Linked DNA regions of Homo sapiens: region 1 is linked to region 2. A link is a contact called in ENCODE Hi-C or POLR2A ChIA-PET data. All regions are on one chromosome and are shown on one strand. The core of a region is the stretch at or near the end of the contact, and the rest is flanking DNA. Distances in the headings are between cores, read along the strand shown.

What was found. Hi-C counts contacts between places; a loop is a spot of excess contacts on that map. ChIA-PET counts read pairs that join two places held with the same protein, here RNA polymerase II (POLR2A). Pooled maps may share reads with other maps.
Region 1: a map of mammary epithelial cell shows a loop between it and region 2 (2.9-fold over the local background). The contact joins two enhancer-like sites. A Hi-C loop is called at or near these places in 3 of 168 maps with a recorded cell type or tissue (endothelial cell of hepatic sinusoid, mammary epithelial cell and sciatic nerve) and 2 of 50 pooled maps. POLR2A ChIA-PET finds 5 or more read pairs at or near these places in 3 of 52 experiments (AG04449, AG04450 and activated naive CD8-positive, alpha-beta T cell).

The regions. Positions count from the first base shown.
Region 1 is chrX:45,665,756-45,672,862 of GRCh38, reverse strand. No RefSeq gene overlaps it. Among named protein-coding and RNA genes, the nearest start is that of MIR221, 77 kb to the left of the region's middle. Within about 2 kb of position 3,667, at least 3 of the 41 ENCODE cell types and tissues checked have a DNase peak (open chromatin) inside an H3K27ac peak, as active enhancers do; they include mammary epithelial cell, where a contact is called at or near this core.
Region 2 is chrX:45,619,923-45,627,107 of GRCh38, reverse strand. No RefSeq gene overlaps it. Among named protein-coding and RNA genes, the nearest start is that of LINC01204, 120 kb to the right of the region's middle. Within about 2 kb of position 5,312, at least 4 of the 41 ENCODE cell types and tissues checked have a DNase peak (open chromatin) inside an H3K27ac peak, as active enhancers do; they include mammary epithelial cell, where a contact is called at or near this core.

The DNA of each region.
Region 1 (7,107 bases), core at 2,418-4,917, 47 kb before region 2:
GCCAGGAACAAATCCCGGTGCTTCATAGCACCATGCAGGGTTCCTAGCTTCCTCCTGCTTCAGCCCAGCAACTGAGTTCTCCCTCCATCCACTTTTGATGCCTTCCTTCTGAAGATCTGCTTGGAGTGTGCCAGTGTTCCCAATGTCCCAGGCTCTTTGTTGGGGATGATCTTCCTGGCTGCCTCTAGTCAGCATCTTGTCTGCCCTCCCAATGTGATGTTTCAATATTTGTATACATTGCAGAATAATTAAACCAAGTTAATTAACATAAGGCCCACCAAATTAGACTTGAGTCCCTACTGAATTTGGCCACTGTTGTGAGAAGGTGTTCTTTATCGGTGTGTATTTTCTGTTGTTGTTGACAGTGTTTCTCCAGATTTTGATAGTTTCTTCTAAAATGGGGTGAGCCACGTATAACCTAGACAATTTCTTTTGAGGTGAATTTTTATAATTTATCCCTAGACAGCAAATCATAGAATGCTTCTATTGTGGAGTGAATTGTGTCCTTTCCCACCAAATTCATATGCTATAGTCCTAATCCCCAGTAGACATTGGACTTTCATCTGACCAGAGGTATCAGGAGCGACCAGTGCTTCAGGATTCTCAAACATGAGCTTGAATTAATGCAAGAAAACTCTGAGCCTACACATTCTTATTTTATTTTACTTTATTTTATTTTAATATTCTGTATGGCAAAGTGGAAAGTATGCATAAGGCACTTCTACTATGTACTCAAGCTCAATTGTTGTCTCAAGGAAAAGTACATGTGCAATTGAGTTTTTTCATGGACAACCATTTTCACTTGAATGAATGACTGATAGATAAATCATGGTTGTTCAGACTTGGGTATTTGGCAGATATTTTCTTGAAAATGAACAAAGTGAGCTTGTTATTTCAAGGAAAACAACTGGCAATATGCGTTGCCAAAGATAAAATTCCAGCTTTCAAGAAAAAAATTGGAATTTTGGAAAGCTTATATCTGCCCCCATGAGCTTGTCAGCTTCCCAATATGTAAAGACATTTTCTGATGAGATTGTTGTTTATATTAACAAATATGATTCAAAAATGTATATAATAAAATGTCAACATTTGAGATATCTGCATAACTTGGTGAACCAATATTTTCCACATGACCAATTCATAGTTTTATAAAATCATTCGTGAGTAAAAAAATACATATTTCAAGTACAAAATAGAACAATGAATTTTAATGTAACAGATGATGAAATGCTCATTGATATGGTCTCAGATCTATGTTGCAAGTAACCTTTATGCAGCTACCACTCGCATTTTGGTATAGTTTCAAAGAATATTCACAATTATCTAAAAAGGCTACTAAAATACCCCCTCCTTTATCCAACTACACGTTTGTGTAAGCTGGATATTTTTTACATATATACTTTGATCAAGACAACATATTGCAACAGCTAGAATTTAGAGGCAGATATGAGAATCCAGGTGTCTTCTATTTTTATTTATTTATTTTTTGAGATGGAGTCTCACTCTGTTGCCCAGGCTGGAGTGCAGTGGCGCGCTCTCGGCTCATCACAACCTCTGACTCCCAAGTTCATGCGATTCTCCTGCTTCAGCCTCCTGAGTAGCTGGGACTACAGGCACGCACCACCATGCCCAGCTAATTTTTGTATTTTTAGTAGAGACGTGGTTTCACTATGTTGGCCAGGCTAGTTTCAAACTCCTGACCTTGTGATCTGCCCACCTCGGCCTCCCAAAGTGCTGAGATTACAGGCATGAGTCACTGCACCTGGCCCCAGCTGTCTTTTATTAATCCAGACAGTAAAGATATTTGAAAATGTAAAATAATGTTATTCTTCTCACTAATTCTTTTGCTTCAGAAAAAAATAGCAATTTTTCATAAAATATTTAACTTATAATAAGTTTATTATTATTTCAAAATTAATTTATAGATTAATATTTTTCAAATTTAATTTTAATATGGCAAGTATCAATAAATATAACCTACATTAACCAAAGCTTGTTAGGATCCTCAATAATTTTTGAATGTGCAAAAAAATTCTGGGCTCCAAATATTTGAGAACTGCTGATATAAAGGAACAGAGCTGTGTTTCCCAAAGTAAGCTCAGGGAACTCTTTGCGTCAGAAACACCCAATTCGCTTGTTATAAAATACAGATTTCTGGGCTTTGTGACAGATTGAATCAGGTTTCTTAAAGGGTCAGCCTGTATTTGTTTTCAATTTTGAAATTTCCAAACAAAGCATTACTTGAATTTAATAAAATTAAGGTAGACCCTTAATAGTGTGGCCAGTTTTATCATCTGAGATTGTAGACAATCAAACTGAATACAACACCTGTTGTATCAGAGATCCAAACCTCAGGAATTATGGCCATGTTTGCACAAATGCAGTGATGAGAGTTCTTTAGACAATATTTTCTGCAAAAATAACTTACATATGGAGAGAAATTGACATATAGATGTGGATTGCATTTGACATGTCTTCTCCAGTTACCTGTGGAGCAGAGTACATATTCTCAAGGCTTTCATTTTTTCTGCTCCAGCATAAAAGCCAGCCACTGTGGTGGCCATTTGAGATGAGGCAGGGGAGGGGTTGGTGCAGTGAGGCTGGGTTGAACACAGAAGAGTGGATCTTGGCAACTAAGACATACAGAAGCCAAGCTAAGGAATGTGTTTTTCTGAAAAGCCACATCTGGACCCCTGGTTAACATCCTGCCTGATCTTTTGCCTCAGACAAGAGACCAACCACATAAAACACACAGAGTGTGGAGATTTGGCCCATCTTTGATTTGTCAGCTATAGTAATACAAATTCAAAGCACTTTGGCTCTACGCATAAATATGTATACACATGCACAGTCACATTTGTGTGTGTTTTTATGGGGGCGCGGGTGGGAATTTCAGTACTCAACTGGGAACCATGTCTCCCTGTGGTCTGCCTCCTGGATAACATCCAGTCTCCTTCTTTGTGAACTATTAAAACAGACAAGTCTGCAGGCTCCTGTTGCTGGAATAAGCTAAACAATGGCACGGGATAGAAACTAAGATCTGGAAATGTGTTTTTGGTACATGGCCCATGATTTCTTGTGCCTTTTTGTGATATCTTCGTTATAGGCATGAGGGCATTTTTACAAAGTCAACCTGCAGTTGTGTGATTTTATAACACGCAGTTCACTTGTCATTTTCCTTTGTCTTATTGATGGAGCTTTGTGTCCATCTCCCATCCCTTCCCCAACTCTACAATCCTGTCCTGGCCATATACATCCCAACATGGTTTCATTCTGATCAAAATTTCTTCTCTTTGATGTCTCCTGAGTTATGTGCAGCATAAAACATTAAGAGGTTTTGTTGTTTTTATTTTTTTCCATAAAGCAAAGGATTTGGCTTACAATTCACTTATGTGTTACACAAGTAAGAAATATAGGTATGGAATATTGATTTGAGTAAAGAAGTCAAAGAAACAGTATCGAGAGTCTATAGTGGCCAAAAATGTTGGAAGGATGAGTTAGACTTGTGTAAGCTTCGAATGCAGGTCAGTATAACAGGCTGCATTCGTGGCTTATTATTGTAGTGACTGTTTCTCCCTTAGTACATTATCTCCTTGTACTAGCTGGGCTGCTAGCCAGAGAATGATACACTGACTGCTCACAGCTCCCTCCTGCCTTCCCACCCTTTTCACCCCTCTTCTAAGAGGTCCTCTGTGACCACACCCCAACTTTACAACTTCCCTGGAGCACCAGAACATCATTCCTTCTTCTTGCCCAGATTAAACTTATATTAAGGGCAGTCTACATGATGCTGGGCATTCATTATATGTTATTCCACTAGATTATTGCCACAATTCCATGAAGTAGTAATTATATAGCCCCTTTTCACAATTAAAGTGAATGCCAAATAAGTGATTTCCTTGTGGTTACAATAGCTAGTGAGTATCAGAGGAAAGAATTCTGGGTGTTCATACCACTGGACTCCCAACTCCCACCCACCTCTACAACTTCGCCTTTCCTGCATTCCCCAAGTGGATGTGGTGAACTAACATAGTCTAAGCAGCGAATGAGTGATGAGTGCTCAATATGCTCCCCACAAGGGGGATTTTGTGTCTTGAAGGAGAGGCCTTAGACATCGGAAAGATTGCTAAACTTCTAGAGGAGTAGCAGAAGGTAGGGGACATGTTTGGGGTCAGAAGGAACCTCCCCAGGAACCTGAAATTGTACCACGTAGAGAAGTGTCACGATTTGGCAATCCTTGGTCCATGTCTGACAAATAGAAATATTTGTTCCTTGGGCTCATGTGGTGTTTTTAAAAACTTGAATATTTGCCAGCAGTTAGAAATTAGGAGATTCAATCTAAAAATCTAGATTTGTAGGTTTTCTCCGCAAATTGGATTATATAACACCACAGGATCTATATTTTTCAATGAAAGCGACTGGCCAGAGCTTCCCTCTAAAGAGGGTCAAGCTCTTACATCATCGCGAGGCTTACCAATCTCCTGGCTTATTTCACTTATTCCTGTGCCACTATAGTCATTTGAGTTTGAGACTCCTGAAGTAGATGAAGGTCTCTTCTGCTCATGAGAGGGGCATCATCCCTAGAGGTGGAGGCTGTGAAGAGGCATGGAGGCTGAATTTCCATTTTCCTATTTTCCTTCAAGAAAGGAGTCAACAAATACATCAGCCTCCATATCTCAAGGCTGGAAAACATTTGACAAAAATAAGGCCTCTGTAAAATAAAATGTGCCTTAGCTTTGTGAGCAGGACTCCGTAAAATAAAATGTGCCTTAGCTTTGTGGGCAGGACTCTGCAGTCTGATAAAGCAATGTTCCTATCAAGATTCAGACCTTTGCCTTGATCATGATTTTTTTTTTTTTTTTTTTTATGAAACAAGGTCTCTACCCAGACCAGAGTGCAGTGGCACAATTACAGTTCACTGCAGCCTCCAACTCCCAGGCTCAAGTGATCTTCCTGCCTCAGCCTCCAAAGTAGCTAGGACTACAGGCATGAGTCACCATGCCTGGCTAATTTTCAAATGTTTTGTAGAGACAGGATCTTGCTTTGTTCCCCATGCAGAGCTCAAACTCCTGGCTTCAAGTGATCCTGCCTTGGCCTCCCAAAGCACTGGGATTACAAGCGTGACCCACCACACCTGGCCTGCTTCAATCATAATAAAGGTGGTGAGGGCCAGAGGGAGTTGGCAGCTAGCTACTTTTACCACCACAATTTGCAAAAGGGATTGAAAACTGTCCAGGCCCACAGAAAAGGCAATAAGCCCATAAAATTCACAGGACTTCACCCACTTTTATAAATATCATCCCCTCATCTAACCTGGTCCTCCCAATGCCCACTCACGGGGAAACTGACTCCCTCTGCTGATCCTAACTGTTCGTGATGATTCTCTGGCCAAGGCCACATTTGAAAAGCCATCAAAACTAACATTTGCATTGTAAAAATCATACTCGTAATCATAATCATAGCAGTCATTGAACTTTATAATGGGCACTATGCTAAGCTCTTCCAATACGATATCTCATTTAATCCCTACAACAATGTTAAAATTGGTTATCATTATTATTCCCTTTCTACAAATGAAGAAACAGAGACCAAAGAGATTAAGTAATTTGCCAAAGATAACACAGATAAAACATCTTGGAGTCAGATTTCAGGCCCAGATATCAGGGATAGTACCCCTGATACAATGGGCAAAGAAGGCTTTCATCTATATTAATTTTTGAAAGCTTTAACTGAAAATTCACAGTAACTAGATAAGATGTTAAGCCTTGCTAATTCTGCCTGCTTTCTTTTCACAGTAAGTGCATAATATATCTACCCTGCTCTCTATTTTCCCTTGCACTTGGTTGATAATAGAGCAGCTAGAACCCTAGTTATATTTTGGATAGTTCTTTTTGTACTTTTTGACATAAGATTTCAAATACTGCTCCCATTCTTTTGCTTATTACCACGTGTGCTTGGTAATAAGCACTTTGGCTCAGTGCTTGATCTCAGTGATCCAGCAATTTGTCCCACTGCAAATACCCTTCATTTCACATGTGCCGTATTGGGAACTCTGTTTAATCAGAGTTTGTTTGACATGTGCTGGGAATTTAGCAGTGAGTAGGAAAAGTTGAGCAGATCTTCAGCCTCTGTTCAAGTCCAGGTAGAACTTTCACCTTAACTGGAAATGACTTAAATCTTATATATAGAGAAGTATGGTGCTTGCATGTCTCAATGATTTTATATATTATATTCTAACAGCCATAATTCTTCTGTTTTACTTGGGTCTTCATGGGAGGGAGAAGCTTCATTTCCTTATTCTCAGAGGGTTATTGTTTTCTCCAAAGAAAAATGTGGTGTGTGCTGAGTTTTGTTTAGGTGGCAACAGAAAAGAGACGTGCAATTCCAAGTTTTTAAAAATTTGAAGTTGAGTGGGTGGCTTTGAAATGTCATAGAAATCAACTCAATTAGATGTTTGGCTGGAAAACATCAGGATGCATTAACACTGCTTAGGCTGGCTTCCTATAGTCTGAAACAATGTTGCACAAAAAGCATATTCAGAAGCATTGCTTGTAGGAAAATTGCTACATAAAGCAGGACTGGGCAGGATGGATTTGGGGGATGGAGAGAAAGAACCTTTTTGGATATGGGCCAGAAGTTAAAGGGGAGTTAGTGATAAAACCAAGGCAGCACTTTTGTGTATCAAAGCACAGACTTCACCTTTGAATTACAAAGCAGGTGCCATGAGCAGGTGGCCTGTAGGTTCACCGTCAGTCACTATCCACACTTCCAAAACATGAGGGTACTCTGTTGGGCCCTCTAGTTGCTCTGCTTACTGGGACTAGGAAGATCAAATAAGGTAGGAGAATAATGAAGAGGAGAAATAATAGTAAACTAAAGAAAATGAGGGGCCAAACAGGGGTGGGATGTGTCAGGAAAAGTACTGACAACCAGGGAACAAGTCTAGTTAGGGCATGAGAAATACAGTCTAACTCCAGGCAAGAATAGAAAATGAAGAGGAGTCTTATCTGGAAAGAGTATGGAAATATGGGTGAGGCTTTGTAAGTTCAAGGCAAGAAGTATGACTGCACCTAGCTGGATAGGTTCATTTTATTATCAATATTACCA
Region 2 (7,185 bases), core at 4,063-6,562:
CCTTGAAGAACTACAAACCACTGTTCAAAGAAATCGAGATGATACAAACAAATGGAAAAACATTCAATGTTCATGGATAGGAAGAATCAATATCATTAAAATGACCATACTCTCCAAGGCAATTTATAGATTCAATGTTATTTCCATTAAACTACCATGACATTTTTCACAGAACTAGAAAAAACTATTTTAAAATTCATATGAAACCAAAAAAGAGCCCCAATAGCCAAGACAATCCTAAGCAAAAAGCAAAGCTGGAGGCATCATGCTACCCAACTTCAAACTATTCTGCAGGGCAACAGCAACCAAAAAAGCATGGTACTGGTACAAGAACAGACACATAGACCAATGGAACAGAGAAGATAACCCAGAAATAAGACTGCACACCTACAACTATCTGGTCTGACAAAAACAAGCAATGGGGAAAGGATTTCCTATTCAATAAATGGTGCTGGGATAACTGGCTAGCCATATGCAGAAGACTGAAACTGGACCACTTCCTTAAACTGTATAGAAAAGTTAGTTCAAGATGGATTAAAGACTTAAATGTAAAACCCAAAACTATAAAAGAAAAAACAACAACAACCCTGGAAGACAACCTAGGCAATACCATTCAGGACATAAGCACAGGCAAAGATTTCATGACAAAGACGCCAAAAGCAATCACAACAAAAGCAGACATTGACAAATGGGATGTAATTAAACTAAAGAACTTCTGCACAGTGAAAGAAACTGTAAGCAGAGTAAAAAGACAACCTGGGAGAATGGGAGAAAATTTTTGCAAGCTATGTATCCAACAAAGATCTAATATCCAGCATCTATAAGGAACTTAAACAAATTTACAAGAAAAAAACAAACAACCCCATTAAAGAGTGATGAAAGGACATGAATAGACACTTCTCAAAAGAAGACATACATGTGGCCAACAATCATATGAAAAAAAAACCAACATCTATGTACCCAAAGGATTATAAATCATGCTACTATAAAGACACATGCACATGTATGTTTATTGTGGCACTATTCACAATAGGAAAGACTTGGAACCAACTCAAATATCCATCAATGATAGATAGACTGGATTAAGAAAATGTGGCACATATATGCCATGGAATACTATGCAGCCATAAAAAAGGATGAGTTCATGTCCTTTGCAGGGACATGGATGAAGCTGGAAACCATCATTCTCAGTAAACTATCACAAAGACAGAAAATCAAACACTGCATGTTCTCACTCATAGGTGGGAACTGAACAATGAGAACACTTGGACACAGGGCGGGGAACATCATATATCGGGGCCTGTTGTGGGGAGGGGGGCTGGGGGAGGGATAGCATTAGGAGAAATACCTAATGTAAGTGATGAGTTGATGGGTGCAGCAAACCAACATGGCACATGTATACCTATGTATCAAACCTGCACGTTGTGCACTTGTAGCCTATAACTTAAAGTATAATTAAAAAAAACCCAACATCACTGATCATCAGAGAAATGCAAATCAAAACCACAATGAGATACCATCTCACACCAGTCAGAAAGGCTATTTTTAAAGTCAAAAAATAACGGATGCTGGTGAGGTTGTGGAGAAAAAGGAACACTTATAGGCTGTTGGTGGAAGTGTAAATTAGTTCAGCCATTGTGGAAGATGGTGGCGATTCCTCTAAGACCTAAAGACAGAAATACCATTCCAGCCAGCAATCCCATTACTGGATATATATCCAAAAGAATATAAATCGTTCTATTATAAAGACACACGCATGTGTACGTTCATTGCAGCACTATTCACAATAGCAAAGACACGGGATCAATCTAAATGCCCGTTAATGATAGACTGGATAAAGAAAATGTGGTAGATATACACCATGGAATACTACATAGCCATAAAAGAGAATGAGATCATGTTCTTTGCAGGCACTTGGATGGAGCTGGAGGCCATTATCCTTAGCAAACTAATGCAGGACAGAAAACCAAATACTGCATGTTCTCACTTATAAGTGAGAGCTAAATGATGAGAACACATGGACACAAAGAAGGGAACAACGCACACTGGGGCTTTTCAGAGGGTGGAGAGTGGGAGGAGGGAGAGGATCAGGAAAAACAACTAATGGGTACTAGACTTAATACCTGGGTGATGAAATAATCAGTACAACAAACCCCCATGACACAAGTTTACCTATGTAACAAACCTGCAGTTGTAGCTCTGAAATTAAAAAGAAAAATAAAAAGAAAAAAAGAAAGGTCTCCTTGAATCTAGTCTCTCCACCTTTAATTTATTCACCACAATTCATAAAGACCAATCACTAAATGAGAATCTGGGCATGTAGTTTCTCCCCAGATAACCTTCACTGGCTACTCATTGTTCTGCATATAAGGCTATACAAATGAAAGTGACATGGTTTTCAAGGCCTTGATGATCTGACACTTTAGTTACCCTTCCAGCCACTTTCCCCTCACTTCTTGTAGTCTAGCCACACTAACCTTATTTCTGTGCCTTGAATGTGCCATAATATCTCTGCCACAGAGCCTTTGCACAGCCTGTTTGCTTTGTCTGATAGGTTGTTTCTTTCTTCCACATACTTCAGAGCTCAGGCCAAATTTTACTTCCTAAGGGAAACCAGGTAGAAATGCTTTTCACATCAGAATACAAGCCAGAAGAGGGCTACAGAGCAGGGAAGGGGGCATTTGTAGGCTCTTTGTTGTCTTCTTCTCTACGTATCTTTTATAAGTTGGCAGTGCCATAGCTCTACTTTCCAAAACCCTCTGTGTCTCCTCATATCCATATCTGAGAAACATAAGTCTGCAGTTCTGCATCATTGCCAAGCTCTGGTTGACAACCGACTTGAGTTTGAGATATAAAGAAAAACAATGAATTCCTTCATTGTTCCTATTGATCCTGAGATCAAGGAGTTTTTATTCTTTTTTTTTTTTTTTTTTGAGACGGAGTCTTGCTGTGTCACCCAGGCTGGAGTGCAGTGGGGCCATCTCGGCTCACTGCAAGCTCCGCCTCCCAGGTTCACACCATTCTTCTGCCTCAGCCTCCCGAGTAGCTGGGACTATAGGCGCCCGCCACCATGCCTGGCTAAGTTTTTTTGTATTTTTTTTAGTACAAACGGGGTTTCACCGTGTTAGCCAGGATGGTCTCGATCTCCTGACCTCATGATCCGCCCGCCTCGGCCTCCCAAAGTGCTGGGATTACAGGCGTGAGCCACCGCTCCCGGCCGAGTTTTTATTCTTACAGGCTCTGGGAGTGAAAACCAAGAAGTTTCCTTTTTCAGCCCTTGTGGACACAGAACTCCAATAGTTCAAAGTTTTATGGACACAGAACTCCAACAGTTCAACATTGGTTCTAAATTTAGAATGCTGAAGTTAGAGTGCTTTGTTAGTCTGACAAATACAATATTCTCCTGAGTCTAACATTTAGAGCTTACATATTTTTTCCCATTCACAAAGTGCTATAGGCAATGACTGCTATTTGGCTTGGGAATTTTAGTAGTGACTTTTTAAAAACTCTCAAGTCATTCTGACTTTGACCCTCTCCAGCCAAAGGCATGACCAATGCATTTTAGTTCACCAGAACTTACCATTTTCCCCATGCTGTTCTGTGTTAGATTTCATCTGGATTCTCTCCAGAGTTTAGTGTTTAAACTGCCATTTATGGGAACACATTTTGCTAATTGTGCTCTTATTTGGATAAGTCACATGAGCCACATTGCTAAGTTGTGACTACAACCTCAGCTGCTGCTGAACTGCCCAAGGCAGGAAAATAAATTGCACCAATCTGCTCCAGAAATGAGAGAATGGGGGAAAATCCTTAGATTTGATTAGATGTTAGCTTTCAACCATTTATGTGGGGTTTTTTCCTTCTTAATGAAAACATCCTGTTAGTAAAAATTTAACCATCTCAAGAGCTTTGACAGGGGATGAAAAAAGTGAAAGTTTTAGTGTCCTCCTAATGTAGGCTCCTAGAATATCCATCCATCATTCTACGCATGCCAGTAACACCCACATTTGTTGCTTGATTTACTGATTCAGTGGTTCCTTAAGCATTCTATCTATATCTATCTATCTATCTATCTATCTATCTATCTATCTCTATTATATCTCTTTGCTATATCCCTCTCCATTCTTTTTCTTTTGAAGTAATTGGTAGGTCAATATATACATCTGTGAGTACCTATAATATGAATTCATTGTGAGAAAGATGAAATGCAGTGGTTGCAAGAAATAAAACTTTTGGGGGGACAATTGATGAATGAGACTCATTCACAACACATGGACTTTATTAAAATAATGGTGCATGTGTCATCCTCTGATGGAAGAGCTGGACTGGGATGAACTGTGAGCTTGCTTGTTTGCAGATGCTGAAGCACATAGGCCAGATTCCTCATTTCTCACAAGCCCACATAGGTATGCCTGCAGCATGGCATCTACAAAACATGCTGCCCTAAGCACAAAAGTGGATTATCTGCTTCTTTTGGTTGATGGCAGTTATTTCAGGGAGGGACTATCAACAAGTTTCTACTTGCTACAATCTAGGGCTTGAATCCATAGGCCATACTCACTTGGCCTGAAAAGACATAACCAGACTGGAAGAAAGAACCTTGCCTTAATTCAAATGTTAAAATCTCAAGAGTCTGGCATAAGGGAGGAGGAAATAATGGACAGAGTATTCTCAAAACTGGCTTTCTGCTTGCTAAGTAAGCATACACACGTAAAGGTAATGTAAATATATTTTCTCTAAAGGTGAACTACTGTTACCGATGCCAGGGTGGAAAACAAGACTGAAGTTGTTGAAGAAAATAAAGAACTATAGGTAATAATAGTACCACTAAAACTAGAGATGATGCCAAGCTGCAGGTTATAAGTATGACTTCACATGAAGCTGGAAAGCATGTATCATTACTTCGCATTCAAGTTCTGAGCAGTTTTTAGAAAATGGAAATGACATCCTTTACAGATTTAAATTTCAACATTGCTTTTGTTTTTCATGCTGATTCACCCAGAACTTGCCAAAGAAAGTCCCAGTAAAAATGTTCATGAAGGTTTTAGTAAAGTAAAAGACAAAAAAGATTTGTTTCTGAGGCTTTCCTGAGTGATTTCTCTAAATTCTTCTTGAATCATCATTCTTCGGAAAATGAGTTTGTACTCCTGCAGGCTCTGAAGGTCAGGATAGACCAGCTATGACTTTTCTAGGAAGTGAGTAATAGTAAGACCACGGGACTAATTTCTGGAGGCCTGGAGGTACTTTTCATTTCAGAAGCTGTAGGTGTGGTTTTCCCCTCCAAATGGCTTTAGGGAGTTCCAGAGGCGTGTGTACACTTGAAATGGGAATAGCCAACCTAAAGTAAACTTGCCCTGGAGGTTCTGCCAACCTCTGTCAGCTCTTACCCTGGGTTTCCCCACCCATAGTGACTGGTCCTTTATATTCCTTCTCACTCCTTTCTTCTCTATCACCCATTCCTCCAACCATTCCTCCCCACCAACTCCAAATCTTCATACCCATGCAAAAACCTGAGAATTCTTTGAATATGTATCACTTAGAATTCCTTCTTCCCGGAAAATATGGAAGGACACTGCTGCCAAATGCTGTTTGTAAGACTCACACGCAAGCTATAGCCATGGAAAATTCGTAAGAATCATTGTTGGGAGGGGAACACGTTCATAATTCTTTAAAAATTCATATTCTTTTTGGAGAAAAATTTAGGGTTTTAGTGTTAAAATGCAGCTAAGTGGCTTCATTTTCTTCATTCATTCACTCAATAAAAATTTACTGTGCACCTACTATATGCCAGATGTGGTGTTAGAAGATACTGTGATAGAAGACACAGTCACTGCCCACAAAGATTTTAAGAGTTGGTGAAGAAGAGAAGAAAAATAATAATTACAATATAGTGCTATAAAGACTATGAGAGATGTTGTAGTCAGTATGCCATGGGCAGTTAAGAATTGTTAAAGTCCTCAATGATGAGTAGGACTTAATGAGGAAACTGTGTGTGTGTGTGTGTGTGTGTGTGTGTGTGTGTGTGTACTGGACTTGGGGAAATTGCTGGTGTTGTCCAGCTTCAGACGGGCTAAAGTTACCACCAAAACCCACTTTCTAAAGCTTATTACACACTAATAAGGCAGAAGAGAAAGTGGACCAAGCTTTCTTCAGTATTCTCTTTCCTCTCCATGGTGTTCCCAATTTCTCCTCCCCTTTTCCCCATATTTTTGCTTCCAACTTTCAGGAAATAATTAATAGACTTAATTCTTCATGGTTAAGTTTCATTGCTTGTTTCCCACAAGAGCTTATGCATTTCAGTAAATGTCAGTGCCTTCATTCAAAAATCTGAATCTGTAATGGAATGTGTTTGGAACTTACGGAGGAGATGGAAGACTCACGGCAAACACCTATTCTACTCATCCTACCCATTTCTGTAAGAAATGATCCTGGCATTTATGACACTAAGGAATAAAGCAGAAATCTACACCATCAACTATAGCTCAAATTCCATTAAGGTGAATTTCAAGAGCTGCCCATATTCTTTAGCTCTACTGGAATGTGGTTTTACTTACTGGCAGGTGAACTGAGCAAACTCAACACCAGTTTGGAAATAGTTAATGTAATACAACAGATGATCTTTAAAGTCCCCAATTCTAAACTGCTGTGAATTCTATGCATTAGATTCCTATCAAGTTCTGCCTGTGGCCAGGGGAAATGGTTAACAAAGTGGCAGAAGCTTAGCTTTACTTGCTGGCTTTCAACTATTCTTTTTTGTTAAAGTAATGCATTACATGTTATAAAATCCATTATATAATGAATATATAAAATATGAAGTAAGTCTCCCTGCCAACCCTGGATTCTCTTTCCAGAGTCAACACTGTTACTATTTTCTTATAGATCTTCCCAGATATTTTCTCTTCACATATAAAATCTTTGTCTTTTTAAGATAATACATTTTTCATAATGTTACTGCTAGAAACAGACACAATAAGCACTATATTTTATATTTTGATGTATTTAACTTATCTCTAGTATCTCTTGTTAAAAATTTGTTTTAAAAATGTTTTTCTCAAAATATACATATAAGCAACACAATATTATTGGGTTATTTAAATAAATGAGAATTTTTGAAATATTTGATTTTTATTGGTACTTAAGCTCTTTTTAAAACAGTTACATTAGTCAAAGATACATTTACACTAA